3 separate regions of the Mus musculus genome follow, and all the other regions are linked to region 2. Evidence: chromatin loops called from intact Hi-C (ENCODE). Cell type or tissue: left cerebral cortex. All regions are shown on one strand.

Region 1 (8,000 bases), 270 kb after region 2:
AAGATGGCTAAGAGGTTAAGAGCCTGTATTTTCCCAGAAGCCCCAACTTCAGTTCTCCGCATCCACATCAGTTCATATCTGTCTGGTTCTCAAGCTCCCAATGCTGTGGCCCTTTAGTACAGTTCCTCAGGTTGTGGGGACCCCGGCCATAACTTTCCTTTTCTTATAAGGAAAACATTTCATTGGGGCTGAGGTTCCATCCGTTATCATGGCAGGCCATGAGGGTGTTCAGGCAGACACAGTTCTGGACAAGGAGCCTGAGAGTTCTGCATCTCGATTCCCCGGCAGGAGACTACATCCAATAAACTTATTTTTGTTGCTACTTCACAGCTGTAATTTTCCTACTGTTTTTTTGTTTGGAGACAGGGTTTCTCTGTATAGCCATGGCCGTCCTGGAACTCACTCTGTAGACCAGGCTGGCCTCGAACTCAGAAATCCGCCTGCCTCTGCCTCCCGAGTGCTGGGATTAAAGGTGTGCACCACCACACCGGCCAACACCCGGCTTTTGCAATCTTTTTTTTTTTTTTAATTTTCCTACTGTTATGAATCCTAAAGCAACTCTGTATTTTCTGATGGTCTTAGGCAACCCCTGGGAAAGGGTAGTTTGACCAATCCCGGGGTCGAGGTCCACAAATTGACAACTTGTGTGTTAGCTCTTCCTGCCAGGATCTCAGATGACAACTGCCCTCCAGAGCATCTCTCACTTTGTAGTTCAAGAGTTTCTGTGTAGGGCTGGTGAGATGGCTCAGTGGGTAAGAGCACCCGACTGCTCTTCCGAAGGTCCGGAGTTCAAATCCCAGCAACCACATGGTGGCTCACAACCATCCGTAACAAGATCTGACGCCCTCTTCTGGAGTATCTGAAGACAGCTACAGTGTACTTACATATAAAAAAAAAAAAAAAAAAAAAATTTCTGTGTAGACCAGGCTGTCTTCACACTCTGCCATCTGCCTCCCAAGGGATAGGATCAAAAGGCCACCATGCCTGGCCATTTCTCACTTTTTAAGCTTAGGATTTAACTCAAACTTTAGAAGCCAAATCCTCGCCAGGTGTGCTATTATGTACTCAAAATGCCAACAGTGAAGACTAAGTAAGAGCAGGTGATTTAGTCTGAGGCCAGCCCAGGTGTGGAGTGAGAGCCAGATGTGGGTGGGGGAACATCTGTAATCCAGCACTTGAGAGGCAGAGGTAGCTGGATCTATAAAATTCAAGGCCAACTTGACTATTCAATGAGACTAGCAAAGGGGCCAGAATGGCCGGGTGACAGTCCTTACAGTCCAGTAATGGGTAATTATGAATGGTCTCATTCTGCCCTTTGCAGAAGAACTGGTCACAAACGCGCCAGAAAGCATCGTGCTGGAACAGGAAGTTGATCAGTAGACCTCGAAGAGGAATCCAGAAAAAGCTCACCTACCTTCCAGGACAAATCAATGGTTCCCACATCTAAGTCAAGCCAACTCCCCTTTGGTGGCCTCAAGGCCCTCACAGCTAAGGGTTGAAAAACCACTGAATTTTCATGTGGCCAATGATGGTTGAGCCCAGAAACTATAGCCCAGGCAGTAAAAACAGACTTGGCGCTCTATGCTATAAATGGCAATATTTTTGTTGGAGTTTGCCAAACAAGAAACTGTGGTAAGAACAAAGAGGAGGAGCCACTAAGACAGGAGAGCAGGGGAAACCCTTCAAAGGCACAACATTGCAGACCAGGTTTGAAACACAAGGGAAATGGCTGCCGGGTGGGTTTGCTCCGACTGGCCAGGCTGGGCTACACAGTGAGAATGTACATCAAAAACCAAATGGGAAAAAAGCTGAGTTTGAAAGTTACCTCTTACTATATTAGCTACTTTTATTCCTGTAATAGATGACAAAACAACTTAGTATTGTAACCCAGTGTTCTAGGTCTATCAATGCAAAGGCCTGGCAGAGCAGAGCTGCACCTCATGACAGGGAGAGCAGAGGCAACCTGGCTCTGAGCATCCTATCCCAGCCCAGCCTAGAGGGGGTCAGGCCAATCTCCCTGCTCTCCCTGGCAACTCTCTGGGACTCTTTTCCTAGCAAAGCCCTCCCCTCATCCCGAGCACCCAAGCTCCCCAACTCCCAGAAGCACAGACACACTCAGCTTTCAATATAAGTTTCCTTTTATTTTGAGGCTGAAAACAGTGGAATGAGATTGCTTTGTGGCTGAAACAGCTTTCCCCCGGAAGGGACCCCCGGGAGTGTTCGTTCATCCATTCAATAAACAAACTAGCCAAGTCCGAGCCCGCTGCCCCTCCCCCAGCTTCAAGAACAGAGAAGGGAGGGAGGAAGGCACAATCAAATTCAGGGTCAGGATGGCCGGCAGAGTTCTGGTAAAATACAATCCCAAAGTTATCGCAATTACAGAGTCTAACAGTCACAAGCAGCAGCCCCCCAATGCCTCCCAGACATCCACTCAGAAAAATAAAGCCCTCCCCGGAAGCCGTGTCCTCGGACTGCCTATCAACCCATTCTGCCAGAGTGGGCTCTTCTCATTCAACTCTGGTTTCGGAGAACAGAATCACGATTTCTGAAGAGAAGGGAGACTCCAAATGGTGGTAAAAGGTATTTATTCATCATGCAAATTTATAATCTGCTTAAATTCATTTCCAATGAGCTTATAAGCAGTGGTTCACATAAAACTGTGGTCACATGAGGTTCCCTAACGAGTCCAGAAGCACCCCTGCCCAGTGCTCCTGTTTGAGATGTCCAGGTCACCTGGCCAGAGCTGTGACAGGAAGCACAGGTGAGTCTCACTGGCACTCCTTGGGGTGGGGATGTGACCAGACAAGGAGATCACTGGGAAAGCCGTATCATTACGTGACATGTGACAACTGCCAAAGAGGAAACCATATGTATGGGGGAAAAGAGTGTAGGAAATTAATCCCATGGTTACTGGAAATTGTCTCCCTCCCTTAAAAGAAAAAAAAATTTTTTTTGGTTTTTATTTTTTTTTTTTTTAAGATTTTTTGGAAAGTATTTTTAAGGTAATAGTTTTTCCTTTGGAAAAAGAAATCTTTCCCCCGCCTAACCTAAGCAAGTGGAGTTGCCACTACCTAAATTTCTCTATATTGTTTTGCTAAGAGGTAGATTAAAACCAAAAGTGAAACAGGCTTCTATAAGGAGGTCATTTAGGGGTGGGGAGGGCTAGGGCACCTGGCGGTGGTCAACTACAAAGGTGGCCTGAGCGAGCCTGGTAGACTGGACCAGGCCCCAGGGCAGAAGGATCCTGCTCTATCTCAGAGCGCGCCCCCTCCCCCCATACACACACACACCTCCCGAGGGGACTCAGTGGAGGCAGAGGATCTTGAAGAAACCCTGTTGAAGAGGCCCCGGTTCCCAAGTTAGGAGCTGACTAGGGGATTCCAGGCCGGACCCAGAACCACCCTCCATCCAGCTCTCTAGGGAAGGAGCCCATTCCTTTCCTCACATCAAGCTTAAGCTTAAGCTCTGAGAGAGAGGGGGAGGAGCTGGAGTGAAGGGATGAGAGAGTGGGGGAGGAGAGCAGAAAAGGGGATGGGGTGGGGGGGAGGGGACACGAGATGACGGAACCCTGCCAACCCGACCAATGTGAGTGGGGACCCGGGCAAGCCTGCCCGATCCCCATGACAAACCTAGTGTGGCATAAGCCAAAACTCTCTCCTGGCTGGGATTCATCCCCGAGGCATGAGTCCCTGCCCTCATCTCCAATCTTACTGTGAGGACTGAGGTAGTTCATCCATTTATACTCGTAGTATTCATCATCTGTGATTATGAAAAACACACGCTCCAGGAGCATCCTGCTATTTAAGAAAAACAAATTCTCTTCTTTTGTCAGTCCATAGTCACCCATTTGAGGGCATCCGTAATGATACCACATCAGGCCGTGCAGGGTTGAGGCTTTGGCCTAGCCTCTAGACCATGAAGCATGTGGCCTGTCCCGGATCTTGAACCCTCACTGAGATGTATCCAAAGGAAAGAAACACCATGTTTCAGCTGGTATTACTCTATGTATGTCTGAATACAAGAACAACATTCTGCACCTAAACCATTGAGTATCTGGAAGGAAAATGGCTTTTACATCCCCTGGCATTGATGAGGGGGTCTCTTCCTGCAATGTCCTGCCAAGCTGGTCTCCTTCTATTGGTTTTCAACAAACAGGCAAAAACAGTTGTGTGGTCTGAATGGCAAAGCCACTAGGATCTCCCCCAGGAGCACTTAGGACAAGGAAAGGCGACCTCGTCCCGAGAGAGGGGGAGAAGAGTTGCCTAAATCGACAGCTCCTCCTGGGGCTCAGTTAGGCTTGGCGCCCTCTGGGGCTGAGGTAGTTAATAGCACTGCTGGTTCCCAGTTTGGCAGAGGGTGTCTGGGAAGGGAGGAGGGGAAGGCACCCTTGAGAGCTAACTGAGGCCCCTCCTCACTGCCAGTCTGCCAGGCCTGAAGGGAACTCCACGGTGCCATCTCTGCAGTGGGGACAGGGGAGGAGAGCAGTCCCACAGGGAGCCCAAGAGTCCCTCCTTCCCCAAAGTGCAACAGGACCCCCTTTTCCCTGCTCCCTAGCCCTGGGCAAGCACCACACCCCAATCCCCCAGGAACTTAACAAGAGTGGTGCTTGTCTTTAGTGTAGTCTCCAGGACCCTCCCCCTCACAGACAGGCCTAGGAGATGTAGAAAGATGGCCGGCCACTGCTTTGTCTTAGAAACAGCCTCTCAGCCTCTGTCTGTCTGTCTGTCTTTGGCACAAAGGAAAACGGACATACAGAACCAACTGGAACATCCTGTCCCAGCATCCTCGGGGTTTTGACATGGTGTCTCCAGCCAATAGCGAGGCAGGAGTTTTCCCCAAAAGCGGAGAGTTTAGGGAAATGAAAGACAGAAAGGACCGGAAAGAGTCAAAGGCCACACGACTTCCCTCGTACCTAGACCTCCTTCCAGCAACTAAGTCCACAAACTGCAAAAGGCAACCAGACCCCAGAGGGGGTTAAAGCCACTGCGGTGTAAGCGGCAGATGCAGCTTCAAAGTCAGTCAGTGAGTCAAACCATTTGGCTTTTTATGTGTTTCCAAGAATTTAAAAAATAGACCCAAGAGATGATCCTTTCATTCATAAAACTACGTGTGTAGTGCACACACACACACCTCTATACATAGACCTCTGAGCACAGAAGCAGTTTCTTCTAAAGGTTGCTTTTCTCAACTGTCCAAATATCCCAAGTGCTTTTTGTAATAATTTGCCATCTTACCTAGGACAGGGTTTGGAAAAAAAAAAAAAAAGAGGTGACAAGCAGGGTAAGGAGCTGCCCTAAGATCTGGCCTTTGAGTCACCAGACAACCCAAATAAGCCAGGCTCTCCCTTCCTGCTGACCTCTGCCCCTAGTCCATATTCTTACTTTCATTAGGAAGCCAACTTTCACAATCTTGCTGCTGGGCAAATCCAGCCATGAGTGGAACCTTGCCTAGTCCATGTAAGTTTTCAGGTCCCTTGTCACACATGTTCTGATCTCTTCTGGGAGCTCAATCAGCTAAAGGGAAGGACTTGGACTTAAGGTGTGAAGGGGGCAGGTCCCCAAGGAACAGACGCTCCAGCAATCTCATTCCAGGTACTATGGGATCCCCCCATGGTCACTTGAACCAGGTATCAAAGCATGCTTGCTGCAAGAAATCCACTTGAAATCACTAAATGGCCGATGTCTGAACATTGTCTGCTTTGAATGGGAACAAAGCACATAGAGCCAGGTGGGAAGCTTAATTCTACTGGCCTGTTACATCCTAAAGACTGTTTCTCTCTTTGGACTAAATGGTCTGGAGCCTATGAGAGACCGTGGCTGTGATGGGGACCAAGTGGTAAGACCCTGTCCCAACCACACTCAGCATTTCCTCTTCCTCCTCTTGGCTACCCACCACTCTAAAACCAAGAATGCCCTAACAGGTCCACTTTTAGAATGAAGCAGATCAACCTAAGGAGGCAGGGAGACGGGGAGGGCAGTTATGGAGGGTCCGCTGGCCTTGTGGTCTATGCAGAATGACACAGACAAGAACAAGGTGGGGTGGGAATGAAACAATAACCAAAAAATCATCAGGAAAAGCACTGTAATGACAAACCAGGTGGCCCGATGGGAACAGAGTGGCCTTGTCTTTCCCATAAACGGAGTCTTGGCTCCCATATTTTTAAAGAAATACAGGTTTCTTTTAAAACAGTATTATTTTTTAGTTATTATTTCTTTCCTCGATAAAACGGAGGCAATATCATAAAATAACAGCACCGCTGGTGGGAAGAGCCGGCTAAGGTACTGTCTCACCAGAGGGGAGGAGGGGTGCCCACAGTTTGACCCCCAAGGGCTAAAGCTCTGCTAGATCTTAAATCCTACTTCAAGGTCAGAGTCTAGAACCCAGGGAGGACCTGGGCTCCTTGGAGTTTTCCACTTCACCATGGCCTCCTCCCCTGGATCCAGGCCCCAACCCCCACCTTTCCCCCACAGGGCCTTTTCTCCACAGAGCCCCAAAAGAGTTACTGGCTCATGTTTTAAGAAATTATGAAACATAACTTTCTCATTTTTTCTTTTCATTAAAAAAATAAAATATTCAAGACTATCAGCTTCTCTTTTGCTTCGCTTTTCTTTTTTTTTATATAAAATATCAGCAAGCCGCAAAAAAAAAAAAAAAAAAATTAAAAAAAAGAAAGAAAATTAAAAACCAGGATTTAGGGAACAAAAGGAAAACCATTGCTGAGGTAACTTCACACCTTGAGGTAGTTTACTTCGCACAGCACTGCCTGACTCCGCCCACACGTCACGGTAGCTTTGTCACTGTTGTCCTTGCAATATCAGGAAGCGGGGACCCCGAGCACAGGCAGAGAGGCCTTCCTTTCTTCCCAGCACACTTGACAGCATTGTCCAGGGTAGCTAAAGTGCATCACCTGGCTAATATGCATTACAGTCAGTACAGGATCGGGAGGGAGGCTGAGCCTCACTTAACTGATGGCCGCTGCCCTCCACAAGGGTTAACTTCCAACAGGATCTCAGTGAGCCTGGTAAATTAATAAATTAAGTGTGCTCACCCCTCTGTGCATAATGCGGCTGGTACTCTGGTTTGTTTTCAGGCACACCTTTCATAATAACAATGACATTCACGGAGGCATAAGCAGTCAGTTAAATACTCCTCTAGATAAAAACAGAAGCGACATTCTCCAATTTACTAAGTTTGCCAGATGATGGACTAAATTTTAAGCTTTATCAGGAGCTCAGGGTTGGGTTGTAGTCCGACCACCACAAGGGAACAGTGCCGTGGTGGGGACACACACACCGCAACAGCTGCCTCAGCCCTTGTCAAAGCACGCGGGTGGAGCGAGAGCACCTTTGGGCCACTCAACTCCTCCACAGAACCGAGACTTTACCAAAGGGAGCTCACACCCCCTTCCCAGAGCTCATATATCCCATCATTAAAATAGACTTTAAAAAATATATAAAATCCGCCTGAGAGAGAATGGTGGGAATCAGGGACCGTGGTCAGCCCTACCCTGAAGCACGCAGCACCACTCCCCTGTACCAGGGCACCGTGCAGGACTCCCAGGGTTACAGGGGCATAAGTGAGGTGGGGAAGCCCCAGCTGGCCGGCCAGGAGGAATTTCTGCTGTGCCAATTTTTCAAGATCTGCAAGAGCTCAGCCATAAGGCATGCTTTTTTTTTTCTTTTTCTTTTTGTGATGCCAAGGATAGAAGCCAGGGCCTCGTCCGTGCCGGGCAAGCACTGTGCCCGGCGAGCTCTATCCTTAGCCCAAGGACTCCTTTTAAACGTGGATCGGTACATACTGTAATTATTAACTCTCTCCTTTATATCTTGCTGTTCCTAATGGTTGGTTAAGGAAAAATCAGAATTAGACTATCCAGGATAGGGCTCTCCAGAGTTAATATTGTAAACAAAGCTGTGTTCTAGCCCTCCTCCCGCCCCTCCCCCACCCCAGCACAACAAGGCTGAAACAGTGTGAATGGATCCAGGAAGAGGTAAGTTACT
Region 2 (8,000 bases):
TTCATTTAGATCGTGGAGTGAGAGCTGACCTGGGACTGAGAAATGACCAGGACTGACCTCTTACCTTACTTAGGAACAAGGCGGAAGCAAGCACTTTCTCCTCTCCCCGCCTGACCTCACAGGGACCCTTAGGAAGGCACGAAGGCCCTGTCTAACCGGGACCCTGCAGTTCCTCTCCCGCAGGGCCAGGCTGATCAGCAGGACAGATTTGGGGTGGAGCTAAAGGAGGGGATCTCCCAACATTTGTACACCTTTCACCTTTCACCAGACCTACGCAGGCTCTAGTCTCTCACCTCCCAAGAAGGGGAAGGTCCCCTCCAAGCCAACACCGAAACTGGGTGTCCTCACACTCCCAGGCCTCCTATCTCTTCTTACTTATACATTTGCTTATAAGACCGGGGAGGCCTGCAAATGATGAGGTGCCTGACTCAGGCACACTGAAGACTGCAGCAGAAAGAACCTAATTTCTAATAAGTTCCAGACCACCATCCACTCTCCAGCCATCCCCTTTTCCTGCCATTTATTACTTTGGACACCCTTGGGAGGAGGAGGCAGGAGGCTCCCCTCTCTCCCTCAGGCCCTTTTAAGGACCCTTGTGTTTCCTGCATTTGGCAGGAGATTGGGTTTCGTTTCCAGGTGTCTGGGAGTCCGGACTGTAAAGCTGCCTGTTGGTGACTGGATCCCTCCTGCTTCAGGGCAGCCCATGGGGTGATGGGCTGGCTAGGCCCTTGCTGGCTTCGCTGTCGGCCTCCCTATCACAGATGGCAGAGGTATATCCCGGTAGCAACCTTGGGGCCTCTCTCTGCCTTCACTTCCGCAGAATAAATCTTTTCACAAATGTTCAAGAGCTGTTAAGTGGCTTCTCAGCCCCTCTGATGGCCTCTGGGTTTGTGAGACTATCACAATGGGCCTTTATCAACGCCATTCTACCCGCCTGGGATGGAGAGCCATGGCCTGGCCTTGCCTGGCCAGGGAGAGAACAGGAAGTGGCTTCCTCCCTGTTGGCTCCACAGGGATGAATGGTTTCCTTGTTCGGGCTCAAAGGCTTACATGCTAAGATGTGGACCTGGATGAGGGAGGAACAGAAACCTCAAAGGCTTGCTGCCATCTTTCTCACTTCTGAGAACTTGATCACTTCACAATGGTGGGGCAGGGTTCTAGTCACTTCTATGTGGGTTTCTTCAAAAAATGAGGAAGACGATGGACCATTTGTCAAATAGTGGTGAATGACATTTGTTATTTTTTAATCTTTGATTAGAGGCAGTCTCCCATGTAGCATAGGCTAGCCCGGATCTCCTCTTTCTCCTTTCTCTGGCCTGAGTGCTAAGTCACAGGCACGATGTGCCACCATGTCTGCTTTGTAGATGCCATGCTATTCTAATGAGGCCTCCCAGCACCTGCAAGGGGAGTTGTGTAGTTAGGACCTCCCCGGGACCTTTGCCATCTGCCATCAATTTTGGGTGAAGCCACCAGCCCTGTGGGAAGTAACCTGGGTAAGGAGGTGGCTGTGGGACAAGGCTTGTTTCATCAGTAGCACCTCCCCTGAAAACACTGATCCTCACCTTCATTTGCCCCTCCCCCCATACCTGTGCTACAGCTCTTCTCCCCTCCTATTGGACAGCCTGCCCTTCCCAACACCCACAGCTCCAGGTGCCCTGACCTTTGAGTCTTGATTCGTTTGCTTCTCTTGGGCAACACATGGTCCCTTGTCCCCTATCCCCACTGTCTCTTCCTGGTCTGAGCAACATGCATCCACATTCCTGGGAGGCGCTTGGCATTCTGCACTGGAGTGCAGTTTGGTGTACATGTTTGTGAACATACGTATGTGTATTCTCTCCTCTGCCATAGCTTAGGCCAGGAAACCCTCCCTCTTCTTGTCCCTTTGTTCTTATGGGAATCCGTGTTGGTCAAGTAAATGGAAAAAGGAACCGAGCTCATGGTGCTGAGTTAGAAGACCAAGCTGGGAGCTAAGGCTCTAGCTCTGGGTGAGTGTGGTTTTGTTTTGAGGCAAGGTCTCATGTATCCCAGGCTGGCCTCCAACTTATTATGTAGCTGAGGATGGCTATGACATCATCCTTCTGCAGTCTATGTCCCAAGTACTGGAAGCACACAGATTTTGTGGTCTCTCAGTTAGGCAGGATATCTGCTAACAGTACCCCTTCAATTCTTGGGGGTTATCCCTCCCTCCTTATCTGTGCTCCTGAGTGCTCCAGCCACAGCATCGAAGGTTGCAGCAGAGCCCAGTGGTGGCCCACAGAACCTAAAACACTATCCCTCCCTAGGGACTAGGAAACATGGCTGACCCCTGACTTGGGAGATCGGATCGTCTCAAAGGGAAGACCTCTGGAATCTGGAGGCCTTGGGCCCCAGGGAGAGTTATTAGATACAGTGTATTGTGTCCAAGGCCGCAGTGGTCTGAGGAGTAGTCACACTGAGGCTCTTACGTGTGGCATACACCATACCACCTGTTTGCACACTTGTTCACTGACTTACACACATGTCCAAGGCACAGAAGGAGAATGGGGGAGCAAATGGGGCTTTGGAAGGAAGAGGAACGCCATAGTCGCCAACGGATCTGAGGAGGTCTAGATGTCAAACACCTCTACTTTCCTGGCTTTGTCCTCTGGGAGGTATTTGCTGCTGGACCATCCTGTCAATGCAAGAAGAGACAAGGAAAGTGATGAGCCCTCTTGACCCCCCAAAATCATGGCTTCTAGCTTAGGTCATGTCAATCCTCGACAGTCAGAGACTCAAAGAGAACCTGCAGAAGCTCTTTGTGGTAGATTGTGCCAAACCTGACCTTTTCCAGTTTGAGGGATTGTCCCCTTACCCTGAGCCACCACCTCTGACTTTGTCAAGGTCCTCTTTAGCGCGTCTTTCCTCCAGGCTCCTTTCCTATTTAATGGTACTCCACTAACATCCCAGACAGCAGGGAACAGCGGGGAGTTTTCAGCTCCTTGGGAATGCTTCTTCCTTTAGGTGTGGAGGGCCAGGAGTCCTGCTGGGCGTCCCACAGGATCAGGTAGGCCCAGGTCTCCACACTCTGTAGTGCTGTCCTGAGGCTCCTGCTCAGCTCTCAGTTCCAGTGTTGACACTCAGCTTGGAGATCCTTTCTTTGCACTCACAGGTGCCTTACAGCCTCTTCTTCATGCCTCTCACCAGTAGTTTTGTTACCAGCTAGACTAGACTAGTCAGGAAGCCAAACACCACCTTCTCCTTTGAAAGCCCCTCCTGCCAGTGAACTCAGCAGTGCTCACTGCCAGGATGAAGATGGCCACTGGGTGGGACTTCCCATGGGCTCACTCAACGGTGACTCAAAGTAGAGGGAAAGTTGTAGAACCAGAGAGATCTGGGTTTGAATTCTGGCTCTTGAGAGAACTCTTATCAGTTACATAAATTCTACACTCTGGGTTTGTTTGTTTTTTTAAATATGTGTTTACACTTTTTAATGTTTTCTTTATGTGCATTTATGTGCACTGGTGTTTTGCCTGCCTATCTGTGTGTGGGTGTTGGATCCCCTGGAACTGAAGTTACAGACAGTTGTGAGCCACCATGTGGGTACTGGGAATTGAATCTAGGACCTCTGGAAGAACAGCCAGTGTTCTTAACCACTGAGTCATCTCTCCAGCCCCTGGGTTGCTTGTTTGTTTTAATTAATACATAAAAACAAAACTGAGAGAGCTGGGGATGTAGCTCAAGGGGAGAACACGTGTCTAGCATGCACAAACTCCGGGGGGGGGGGGGTCCCACCTGCAGTAACTCACAATAAAAAACAACTTCAGTTTCAACAACAGCAACCCCCCTGAGGCTATGACTCTTGTCATTTGGATACAAAAGGATTAAAGGCTTAGTTTCTAATGCAATGCCCCGTGGTATGATTTGGGGAAACTGGGTGGATCATGGGGGCTCTGACCTAATCATGAGCCAGGAAGAGTGGATAACAATACTCTCTACATAAGCATCAAAGCTTGAGTTCACATGCCCAGCACCCATATAAAAAAGGCAGGCATGGTTTTTAGTGCCTGTAACCCCAGTGTGGGCTTGGATGAAGACAGAAGGATTGCTGGGCTTGTGGGCCACCAGCCTAGTCAGAAAAGAATTCACAAGCTCCAGGTTCAGTGAAACATCCCACTTTATGGAAACTCAGAGTAATAGAGTAGGAGACTGGACTTAGACATCCCCCTTTAGTCTCTGCATGTAGGCTGATAAATGCACACTTTATATACATGCACACACACACAGGATTGATCCATTGATGGATTCCCAAGTTAATGACATTGGGAGGCCTCGTTGGAGGAAGTCACTCAGCGTGGCCATGTGGCCTTTGCCCCTCCTCTCATTCTCTGCACCCCCAACGCCCCCAGCCGGTACGAGGCAAGCAGTGACCCTCCACATGCTCCCTCTGTAGTGATGTTTCTGACCATGGACTGAGGCCTCAGAAATCGTGAACCCGACTAAACCTTTCTTCCTTTAAGCTGATTTTCCTCAGGTAACGTTTCGCAGCAACAAAAAGTTGGTTAACATCTCCGTATGACAGTGCTGTTGCAGGATGAGCTGCGAGGCAGGGAAGCTCTCGCTATCAGAGTGCTGAGGGATGTTTCCACCTCCCACGGAGGCCTTAGACACTGCTGTGGTTTGTGGGAAGGCTCTGTGATGGGCAGGCTTGGAATCCAGTGGTTTATTCTCAGGAGTTATTCACTCATAGGGGCCAAACCCTGAGCCAGGCGTGACTATACCTGCTTTTCTCCACCAGGTGGCAGCAGCCTGATTGCCATCGAGAGTTCCAGTCTGGGTGACATGAACAACTTGTTCAGAAAAAGATCCATCTGTTCTGGCCTGGCCAACACTGAAGATAAGCAAATAGGTTAAGGTGACCCTCTGAATATTGAGTTCCTGATAGAGAACCCCTTGGCATCTGTGGTTGTAAATATACTAACAAGTTCTAACCACAGGCCAAACTGGTGTTATCCATGTTTTACCAGGGGAAACCAGAACCTCTAGGCAGGCTCTGGTCTCACCTGTTGTGTGTCTTAGACCAGTGAGGCTTTCAGGGTGCTGAATGCGCAGGTTTTAGTGGCCTGAGGTCAGTTTCGGGGGGGCGGGGCTTATCCAGTTGTTAATAAATTTATAGGACACAGAAGGGACATCGGATTTTCTTTCTGAAACCCCCAAAGATTCCCTTGCAGTTTCCCAAAATACTTGGGAGCGGAAGGAGGATCCATCATGAAATCTGATAGGTCAAGTGTTCAGGGAGGCTTGACCTGCAGACTTGAAGGTGTTTTTAATGAGTGGACAGGCCTGAAAAGGCAAATGTTACACTTGAGTTTTGTTTAATCCATTCATCCAGCAAGTATGTGCAGTCCTAGGTCAGATGCCTCAGGGGATAAAAATGCAGATAGGACACAGGTCCTTTGTCCAAAGGCTCCATCCAGGGGCTTGGAGAGGTAGCCTAGCAGTTAAGGGCACTGGCTTCTCTTCCAAAGAGTCCAGGTTTGATTCCCAGCCCCACAAGGTGGCTCACGTCCATCTGTAACTCTAGTCCCAGAGAATCAGATGCCCTTTTCTCCACCCCAGGCACCAGGCACACACAGTGGTGCACAGATATATGTGCAGAATCAAACAGCAACAGCCAAACCCCCACACACACATACATAAAATAAATAAAATTTATCCCCGCATGAAGGGTGAGCTGGGCCATTTTATTAAAAAACTTTACATTACCGATTTTCTTCTTCTTTTCCTTCAGCTCTCTGCTCTTCATTATCTGGTTCAGGCTGAAAATTAAACCACGAGGCAGTGAAATAGGGAAGAAACGGAAAGGGGGTGGCTGGAGCCTTCAGACTTGTCACAGGGATCCACAAGGCAGAATGTGGATCCTCGGCACTGTTTCTAGTGTGTTCGGATCTGAAAGGGAAGCATCGGCCTCTCCTCCTCCCTGCCAGAGCCTCAGGGAACCCTGGCCCCAGCCCCTCTCTGCACGTCTTCACACGCCAGAAGAGGGCATCGGATCCCTTTACAGATGGTTGGGAGCCACCTCCGGACTTAGGACCTCTTGATTGTCAAAGACACAGAGAAATGTAAAAAAAGAAAATAGACTAATGTCTCTTTGCCCTCAGGTAATATTATACATATACATACATAAATAATAATGAATATTTGTTTTGAGGAGAAGGATAATCAGGTGCTCTAAATATGAACTGTTTTCTGCAAATAATTACAAAAAGACACATAGAGGCTAAGAGTTATGTGCACTACTGAATGTTTTGTGTTGTTGTTGTTGTTGTTGTTTTTTTTGGTTTCGTTTGGTCAGAGAGGGAAATTTAAGAAATCAAACAAGTTATTTGGGGAGGAAGGACCCATGAGGGAGAAATGGTCAAGAGTATTTCACTTTTATGATCCTTCTATGCTATTTGCATTACACTGGTGTGTGTGGGGGGGGTTGTGTGTGGCACAGCACCCTTGTGAGGACTTTCAAGAGCCAGCTCTCACAGGGCAGTGGTGGTGCAGTCTTTAATCTCAGCATAGGGAGGCAGAGGCAGGCGGATTTCTGAGTTTGAGGCCAGCCTGGTCTACAGAGTGAGTTCCAGGACAGCTGGGACTACACAGAGGAACCCTGTCTCGAGGGCTTCTATAGAGCTGCAGAATCAATCCCAGGTTCTCTTTTCCTTCATGTGGATTCATGAAGAGTTTTTGCTTTTGCTTTTGCTGTGTTGCCTCTAATTGGCTTTTACGACTGCCGACAAATCTTAACCCTTGTTGTCTGCTTCTTCAGAGGACCCCCAGAGGTCCCTGCGCTTGGTTTTAGCACAGTAACCGATTGTACCCAGAAAAGACCTCTGTCTTAAGGAGGACAGTTGCTCTGGGCCCTTAGCATTCCCAGGGACTTAGCATTGAGAATCTATGCCTTTGGCTTCTTTGGGGAAGTTGCTGCCTCTCTTTCCAGATCTGCGGGCTTAGCTGCTTGGGGCCTGCTCTCCCGAGTACCCATTGCTCTGGAATGGAACCCGACTCCCAACCGTGGAAAGTGTGCTCCACAGCAAACCCACTCCTCAGGACTCAGACTCCTCAAGACCAGATTGTTCTGTTTGACTGCTTGCTGTACGCGCTGTGCCATGCGGCTCTGAGAGTCACAAACAAACAGGAAGCCAGTCCACTTCCTCTTTGCTGAGGCTGGCCGCAAGTCTTTATCAGCTTGTTAGCCCAGAGGGGAAGGAGCAGCCAGGATTCAGAAAACAACTTCCTGCTAGAGATCATAAGGGATTTTGGTCCCACTGCCAGGAAGGGCTCCCTACTTCATGGACCCGTTGGCCCAGGTTGGCCAGACTTCCTGACAATGAAAGTCTAGCTGCTATCTCCCCCAGTGGGAAGGCTTTTCTGATAAACGCAACCCTGCCTGGGTCCCCTTAGCCTCCAACACTCTGACATGAAACACCTCTGAACTTTCATGAAGCAGCTCTTTAGGGGACAGTCACAAGAACGTGCTGTCCCTAGAGGCAGCACTGACATATTTTCTTGTGCCTCTCTCAGTGTCTGCCCCACACAGCTCTCCCTGTTCACTGGGATGCCCAGTTCATGCTCACAGACTATACAAGCAGTCTCAAAAGGGGGCACCAAGCAGAACTGGCTCCCGATGCGGCAGGAAAGCACTGCTGCATGAGACCGTGGGGCGGCTGACGCAGAGGGAGTGGTGGGGACAGTTCCAAGAGTGTGAAACTGTGGTGTGGCCAGGGTGGAGGCTGGAGATGAGGACTACAGATATATTTGGTGCAGTCAACAAGTCCTGCATGCCACTGGTGCACGTGGGAGAGAGGCTGCCTAACTGAACAGTCCCTAAGGCGTCAGACAGAGAGACAGGGTACATTCAAAAGGAACTCAGGTTATTACAAATACTGCCAGAGGGGCTGAGAGATGGCTTCCAGTTGAAAGCTCTTGCTGCTCTTCTGGGGAACTCTGGTTCCATTCCCCGTGCCCACGTGTTGGATAAGAACCCTCTGTAACTC
Region 3 (8,000 bases), 170 kb after region 2:
GATAGTTCTTGGGGGAGACACAAGATAAACAGCAAAGGCCGTAGGTAGTTTCCGGGACGGCTTGAAGAGTTTCCTTGGGAAGTAAAGTTTACAGATCTTGACATCTGATTGGTGGAGAGGAAAGCATATATTCATGAATGACAGCTGTGTTAGTGAGAGTGAGCTAAAGGGACTGATCTAATAGATTGTGTACAAAGGGAATTTGTTAGCTTGCTTATAGAATAAGGGCTGGGAATTCCAAAAGTGTCCATCTGTATGCTAGAGAGGCTGGTAACATTGTAGCTACTTGGTCCACAAAGCTGGATGCTTCATCCTGGGAAGACTCGGAAGTTCTCTGGAGAGCAGCCAGTTATTTTTTGTTTTGTTTTGGTTTTGGTTTGTTTTGGTTTTTTTGGAGACAGGGTTTCTCTGTGTAGCCCTGGCTGTCCTGGAACTCACTCTGTACACCAGGCTGGCCCCGAACTCAGAAATTTGCCTGCCTTTGCCTCCCAAGTGCTGAGACTAAAGGTGTGTGCCACCACACCCAGCCTCAACTTGCTTTCTTATAGAACCTAGAACCAGCCCAGGGATGGCACCACCCACAATGGGCCCTCCCACCCTTGATCACTAATTGAGAAAATGCCTTACATCTGGATCTCATGGAGGCATTTCCTCAAGGGAGGCTCTTTTCTCTGTGATAACTCCAGCTTGTGTCAAGTTGACACAAAACCAGCCAGCACAGTAGCTCAGGCTACGCTTAACCACCAGATCCTCCTGCCCCAGCTTCTTGAATGTGGAATTGACTAAAGTGTACACACTATACAAGTGTACACACAACTTCTGTTTCCCTAGCACCATAAACAATGCCAGCTAATTGAGCACAGAGCACATCTTCCTCTTAATGGAATTGTGGCGCTGTGTCTTTCCTCTTGTGCCCAAGCCTCATTCGAGTAGGTTAAAAGGACAGAAGCAGGGGATGGTGAGATGGCTTGTCAGTAAGTGCTTGTCCTTGCAAGTACAAAGACACGTTTTTAAAAAAGGCAGGCGGCCTGTGGCAGCATGTTGGCACACACCTTTGATTCCAGCACTAAGGAGGCAGAAGCAGGGGGATCTCTGTAACTTTGAAGGCCAGTCTGGCCTACATATTGAGTTTCAGGACAACCAGGGTGTTATACTGAGAACCTGTCTCAAAGACACAGAGAGAGAGAGAGAGAGAGAAAGGCAGGAAGCTGGGCAGAGTAATAAACATTTGTAAATTCCATCTCTGAGGGTTTGAACCCTGAGAGGTGGGTACCATTGGTTCCTCAGAGCACACCAGGCGGTTCTTCCAACGGCACCCAGCCTGGGCACAGTGGTGTCACCCAGCAAGGCTGGGACACTACACTGGGTCTTTCCCAAATCTGCCCGCCACACTACAAAAGCCACTCCTGGCAGATTCTGATCACACACCACGAGGCCATCAAACCCTACCACCATTAGCTTCTTGGCTTTTTGAATTTTTTCGTTCTGTGGTTTTATTTATTTGTTTGTTTTGTTTTATTTAGTTTTTTGTTTTGTCTTTTTTTGGTTTGTTTTTGTTTTTGTTTGTTTGTTTGTTTGTTTGGTTGGTTGGTTGGTTGGTTTTTGGTTTTTCAAGGCAAGGTTTCTCTGTATAGCCCTGGCTGTCCTGGAACTCACTCTGTAGACCAGGCTGGCCTCAAACTCAGAAATTCACCTGCCTCTGCCTCCCAAGTGCTAGGATTAAAGGTGTGTGCCACCACTGCCTAGCTTGTCTTGTTTTTAAGACATCCTGACTGAAACTTCCCCCACTGCTCCATTCCACCCAGTCCCTACCCTGCTCAGTGGTTTTATTTTGAGCTATTTTTAGATTTACAGAAAAATTGCAGAATTGCAAAATAAAACAATTCCCCTATGCCCTTTCCCAAGCTGCCCAATGGTAACCTCTTGTATGACCATGACCTTTATTAAAATAAAGAAATTAAGAAATGGGCATGGTGGTGCAAGCCTGAAACCCCAATCACGTGGGTAAAAGAGGCAGGAGAATTACCAACAAGCATGATGCCAGAAAGTTCTACATTGTGAGTTTCGGGCCAGCCAGGGCTGCACAATGAGACACTGCCTCAAAGGAGCAAGCAACAGTGGGGCTGGAGAAATATGTCACTGAGAAAAGATGGCTGCTGCCAAGGTTGGCAGCCTCAGTGGGATCTCCACAAGGTAGAAGAAGAGGATCAAACCTTGAGAGTTTGCTCTGACATCACAGAGAGGGCCTGAGCTATTGAGTGTGTGCACATGAGTGGATGGATACACACACACACACACACACACACACACACACACACACACACACACACAATGAACAGACAAAAGCAAGACATTAGCATCAGTACAACACTATTTATTAAACTCAAGACTTTGGATTTCTCCAGGTTTTCACTCTTGTGATTTTTCTGCTCTAGGATTTGTCTTGAGTCTATTGCCTTCCTTTTTCTGTCTTTTTTTTTTTCTGCGAAGTTTTTTTTGGTTAAAGACAACATGGTCTAAGACATTTCGGCTGTCTAGAAGATACTCCATGGTTCACAGATATTGGAGAATGCAACACTAACTCCCAAGTCACTGCCTACTTCAGTAGGGACAATCTGCAGTTCTCTCTGTGACCTGTCACTAGAGAACTGCCTACTGTTTTCAGTCTCTGGATTCACCTGCCCCCCCTAAGTGTCTAGTCTCAACATCTGCCTACATCTCTTTGTCTTCAGCTCCTTAGTCATGCTCCATGACTTTGACCACCTGGCCAGAACCCTTAAAACTTCCAAGGAAGTGGAAAGGACTTTCAGGGCCACCCTGAGAGCAGCAGTATAATTCAGCCATCCTTCCAGATGTGGTTAGAAGAAAGAATGGTGTGGGGGTAGGGAATAGAGGAAAGGACAGACAGAGGAAAGCACCCAGGATGCTCCCTTCTTGGATGATGAGTGAGCAGTGATGCCACAGGTACAGATATCCTCTGCCACCCTCCTCTCCACCTCCCATCCCCCACCCGCCATGCACCCCCAACCCACCCTGCTCTCCAACTCACCCAACCCACTCAAACCACCCCTTCATCCACCCCCAAACTCCTGCCCCAAAATCTTCCCACACACTCTCCCAGAGATTCCCCTACACTCTTCCTCTTAATCTCTGTGCCCTACTCCATCCCAATCACTGACAAATGGCAGCTGATCTTCCAAGAGTGACTGAGATTGCTTGGGAGGGCTGTGCACGGTTGAAAGAAGGCGGCCAGACACAGCTTGGAGGAACCCCAGCAATTCAGGGCAGCCCGAGGAGGAAGGGCAGTGAAGGGTACTGAGAGTGGTTGGGTCAGAGAAGTGGAGACTGCCCAGCAGAGACCAGGATCCTCAGCCAGGAAGGAGGCGTGCTCTTCAGCGTCTCCAAGTCCTGTTCAAGTCATATTGGGCTAAGCCATCTTCAAGTTTCAAATGCTTGTTTTCTTTTCGAGAGGGGGTCTAATGAGACAGGGTGAGCTTCTAACATGCTAAGTAGTGGAGAATGGCCTTAGATGTGATCACATTGGTCTTCCCCTCTCAGCTCCTCAAGTACTGAGATTATAGGCTTGTACCCACTGTGGGATGTGCTAATTCCTAGCGACACTAATTCTCCATGGCTTTAAAGCTCTCAAACACTCATCTGCATAGACTTTATTGCCTCCCTCTGCCACAGCCTTAGTTAAAGACCCTTACCTGGAGGCTCCCCTTCTGCTCAGGGCTTTCCCTGTCTCTAGTTCATTCTCTCTATAGAAGTTGGTCTTCATTTAAAGCCTTTCTTGGTTGTTTTGGCTTTTTTTGTTGTTTGTTTTTGTTGCTAGACAAGGTTTCTCTGTATAGCCCTGGCTGTCACGGACCTTGCTTTGTAGACTAGGTTAGCCTGGAACTCAGAGATCCACCTGCCTCTGCCTTCCAAGAACTGGGATTAAAGGCATGGACTACTATGCCCACCTTGCTTTGGCTTTGAGACAGGTGTTCAGTACTTATCCCAGGTTGGCCTGCAACTTGCTATACAGTCTAAACTGGCCTCTATGTCCTCCTGCCTCAGCCTTCCAGGGGTTGGGATTAGGGGATTCAATTTTAATATTTTCATCAAGATGAGATGGCTCAACAAATAAAAGTCGTTGCTACACAGGCCTGGTTACCCAAGTTCAAGCCCAAGAATTCACAGTAGGAGAGAGCTGACTCCTGAAAGTTGTCCTCTGACCTAGCGTCCATTCCATGCACACACACGTCTGCAAGCTGTGCACAGATCATCCCCCACAGAATAATAATACGGATTTTTTCTTTTTAATTTTGCATGTATAAGTGTTCTGCTTATATGCACTGTGTACATGTCTGTTGCCTATGGAAGCCAGAAGAGGGCATTGGATTCTCTGGAACTGAAGTTGTAACCTGCCATGTGGATGCTGGGAATCGAACCTGGGTCCTCTGCCAGAGCAGCAAGCTCTCTTAGCCACTCAGTTGCCTCTCTAGCTCCAATTTCTTTTTTCTTTTAAGGATCTCAGACTCATTGAGCGCAGAGGTCAAGGCTTGCTTTAACCTCATTGACCTTAAAGTTGCTGGCCAACAGGTATGAAAGGAGTCTGTGTTCTGCAATTCACAGACTACGAGCATGCTAGACTGTGTGATAAGTGGGGCACATACATTATCTTATCTGCAAGTGGAAATCAAGACAAGGAAGGGACAGCTTCGGGAAGGTAGTATCTAAATGCAACTTTGCTGGTGCCAGTGCGCTGCCCTCTGCTGGTGACTCAGACTGGGACCTCATGCTACAGCGGGATCCTCTAGTGCATTCCTGGAAATGAGTCAATGTCCATTCTTGGGAAGAAAACCATGAGGAAGGACTTCTCAGACTGTTGTGAGAAAAGAGAGGCTTTCTCCCAAAGCTACAGGGGCTAGGAAGAGGGGAAAATGGGACCAGAGAACCTGGAGCCTGAAAAAGAACAGAGGGATAATGGGAAATACTAGTGGGTTTTTGTTTTGTTTTGTTTTTGTTTGTTTGTTTGTTTGTTTGTTTTTGGCTTTTGGAGACAGGGTTTCTCTGTATAGCCCTGGATGTCCTGGAACTCACTCTATAGATCAGACTAGACTTGAGCTCAGAGATATACTTGCCTTTGCCTCCCAAGTGCTGGGATCAAAGGGGTGTGCCACCACCATCCATGTACCAAGGTAGTCAGAAGAGGACATTGGATCCTCCAGGAACTGAAGTTACAGATGGTCATGATCTACCATGTGGGTGCTGAGAATCGAACCCAGAGCTCCTGCAAGAGGAATGGGTGTTCTTATGCTCTTAACCACTGAACCATGCTTCCAGCCCAGATCATGTTTCTTAACTTATATTTCAGTGTGTGTGTGTGTGTTCGTGTTGGCCAATGACTAAACAAAACAAACAAACCAACAAAAACAAAAGGGAGGAAACCCCTGGAAAACTGATTTGAAAGCTTTGTCTTGCGCGCCAGACTCGACCAGCAAGAACTACACTGCAACAGGATCCTTCTGCACGTTTATTGGGAGAGCTTGATTGCAGAGGCGAAAAGACCCTGAGCCCAGAACTGGTGCTGCTTATATAGGCCTAGGAGAGGCGTGTCTCACACCCGGATTGGTTATGCACTACGCCTCATTTGCATGTTCCTCATCTGATTGGCTACTCTCTCTCTCTGTACCTCACAAAGCCTCATTATCATACCTCATTTGCATGTCTCACATCTGATTGGTTATACTCCCAAAGCCTCATTATCATGCCCGGGCCAGGCAGTGTTTGCAAAAAACTTTACTGCATTTGTACACATTGATTGTTTGTCCAAACTTATGCGTGGTGGCCAGCAGTAGTCAGTGCCACTATGCAACGGCACATGTGGCTTCCCACAGCTTTGGCCAGGAAAGCTCTGAGCCGGAGCTGATGATTCCCTGCCAATGGAAGCTGAGAAGGCCTGAGATGCCATGTGTGGTGCCCAGGCTCCTCCCACGCGCAGAAACCTCTGACGCCACAGCAGACAGGGTCTTCGAGTTCTCCGGGAGATTTCTAGGCACCAGAAGCTCCATCGCTCAGGGCTGTACCATTGATGAACAGCAAAATCATCAGAGTGCTCTTCCTAATTGCCCCTCGAACTTCCACCCCTGAGTTCCCATTGCCTCTGTCGCAACCTAGACTGCGAACGCATAAGCAAATACATTAAATAGCCGTCTGTGCTTTCTAAGTTTTCCCCGCCATTGCATTACTGTTTCTTCTTTCTAGTATTTGCGCTTCTAGAATTTCACTATCTTGGTTGTCTTTCGAGAAGTCACCATTATTGGACGTAGCACAGACTGGTTCAGACATGGATAGAAGTTTCTGTCTTCTCTCACATTACGTGTGTGTCTTCGTGTGCCTGTCGAGTTGGGACGAGGTGAATGTGTGTCATGTGTGTGCGTGGAGGTTAGAGGACAGCCTTTGGGAGCCACCTCTGTCTTTCCTCTCTATACAGCTTGCAGGCCACCAGGCTTGTGTGGGGTAAGTGACTTCACCCACTCAGCCATCTTCCCAGCCTCTTTCTCTGACAGAATCTCACCCTGTCCTCACTCTTGCTGTGTAGCTGACGATGACCTTGCATTGCTGAGCCTGCTGATCCTACCTTCCAAGTACAGGGATTACAGGCCTGTGACAATACACCTAGCTAGGGCCTTTCTGCGTGTTGTGACAATACACCTAGCTAGGGCTTTTCTGTGTGTTTTACTAATTCTCGAAACACTGGCAGGCAAAGGCACCATGGTTATTCTTTTTTTTTTTTTTTTGGTTTTTCGAGACAGGTTTTCTCTGTGTAGCCCTGGCTGTCCTGGCACTCACTTTGTAGACCAGGCTGGCCTCGAACTCAGAAATCCGTCTGCCTCTGCCTCCCAAGTGCTGGGATTAAAGGCGTGCACCACCATGCCCGGCTCATGTTTATTCTTTTACCAAAGAGGCTTAATACATTCAAATTGCTTACCTGGCTGCATCTTGCCAACTGAGGAGGATGGATTGTTATCCAGGTCTTTGTATGACACCTAGACTTCACCTGGCCTTGTAAATACATCCATATGTCTAGTAAAAGCAAAACCATATTGCTGGATCGGTTTTGTTTTAGACAAAGTCTTTTAACTATTTTGTTACTTATTTATTTTGAAGACAGGGTCTTTCAGCACAGTTGGGATGTTCTGGAACTCACTGTGTAGACTAGGCAGCCCTCAGATTCACAGAGATCTTGCCTGCCTTTGACTCCCAAGTGCTGCAATTTTTTGAGACAGCCTCTGCTGTATCCCAGGCCAGCTTTTAACTCCCTATTAGAGTTGAGGATGACCTTGAACACATCTTTGTCCTGCCTTCACCTCCTAAAGATGCTCTGGGAATGAACATGGGATTTTCTGCATGCTAAGCAAGCACTCTACCAAATGAGCGACTTATTTTTAAGGGTATGAGTGTTTTGGCGAGTGTGTGTGTGTGTGTGTGTGTGTGCGTGTGTGTGTTTACCATGTGTATGCAAGCAGTGCCTGAGAAGACAGCATTGGTTCCCTGGAACTGGAGTTGTGAACAGTTGTGAGCACCATGGAGGTCCTGGGAATCAAACCCAGGTCCTCTGGAAGAACAGCCAAGGCTCTTATTTTTTGAGCCTGGACAGTCTGAGTATGTGCTGCTGTCCCTGACTGGCCAGATTTTTGTTGCCTAATTCCAATAAAGATCTTGCTTTGCTGGACTTTTGTGACTGCTTGCGTTGTTTTGGTTTTTCCCGACTCCAACACCGGGTATTGGTATACAGGGATGTCCCATGATGCTGAGCAGTACCTGTCGGTTTTGTCTTATTTACACATCTGTGCCTACGTGAATGGACCCATGTATGTGCAGGTGTCAGGCCAGGGCCCATGTGTGTGTTCACCTCTATGTGTGTTCTACTGCTAACCTATGCTCCTGCCTGCCCACCTTATCCCATGTTCTTGGAGACACTTAGCATTGTCATCGGGTGGGTGTGACCT

Evidence for each region. Hi-C counts contacts between places; a loop is a spot of excess contacts. Peaks named below come from ENCODE experiments on the same cell type or tissue, not always from the same donor. Only the 100,000 strongest peaks of a DNase experiment are listed, where the experiment ranks them.
Region 1: a loop joins it to region 2, with 2.3 times the contacts of the local background. A loop is called at or near these places in 3 of 42 quality-filtered maps.
Region 3: it touches region 2 in a loop (2.4-fold over the local background); 8 of 42 quality-filtered maps call a loop at or near these places.

Annotation. Positions count from the first base shown.
Region 1 is chr11:95,955,043-95,963,042 of GRCm38, forward strand. It overlaps Igf2bp1 (insulin-like growth factor 2 mRNA binding protein 1), which reads right to left. Exons shown (of 15, transcript NM_009951.4): 15 at 2,121-8,000. Among named protein-coding and RNA genes, the nearest start is that of Mir3063, 4.3 kb to the right of the region's middle. In left cerebral cortex, CTCF peaks have their summits at 2,579 and 4,299 (motif pointing left); no DNase peak of the experiment used is centred here; H3K4me3 peaks cover 222 bases.
Region 2 is chr11:95,681,467-95,689,466 of GRCm38, forward strand. It overlaps Gm29873 (a long non-coding RNA gene), which reads right to left and starts at 5,806. Exons shown (of 3, transcript XR_388979.4): 1 at 5,722-5,806; 2 at 4,737-4,846; 3 at 1,178-2,650. In left cerebral cortex, CTCF peaks have their summits at 4,748 (motif pointing right), 5,996 (motif pointing right) and 7,563; DNase peaks (open chromatin) are centred at 4,739, 5,993, 7,167 and 7,723; H3K27ac peaks cover 746 bases.
Region 3 is chr11:95,849,152-95,857,151 of GRCm38, forward strand. It overlaps Gm38959 (a long non-coding RNA gene), which reads right to left. Exons shown (of 3, transcript XR_880173.3): 2 at 6,980-7,074; 3 at 5,836-6,068. Among named protein-coding and RNA genes, the nearest start is that of Gm38959, 5.3 kb to the right of the region's middle. In left cerebral cortex, a CTCF peak has its summit at 4,764 (motif pointing left); a DNase peak (open chromatin) is centred at 4,763.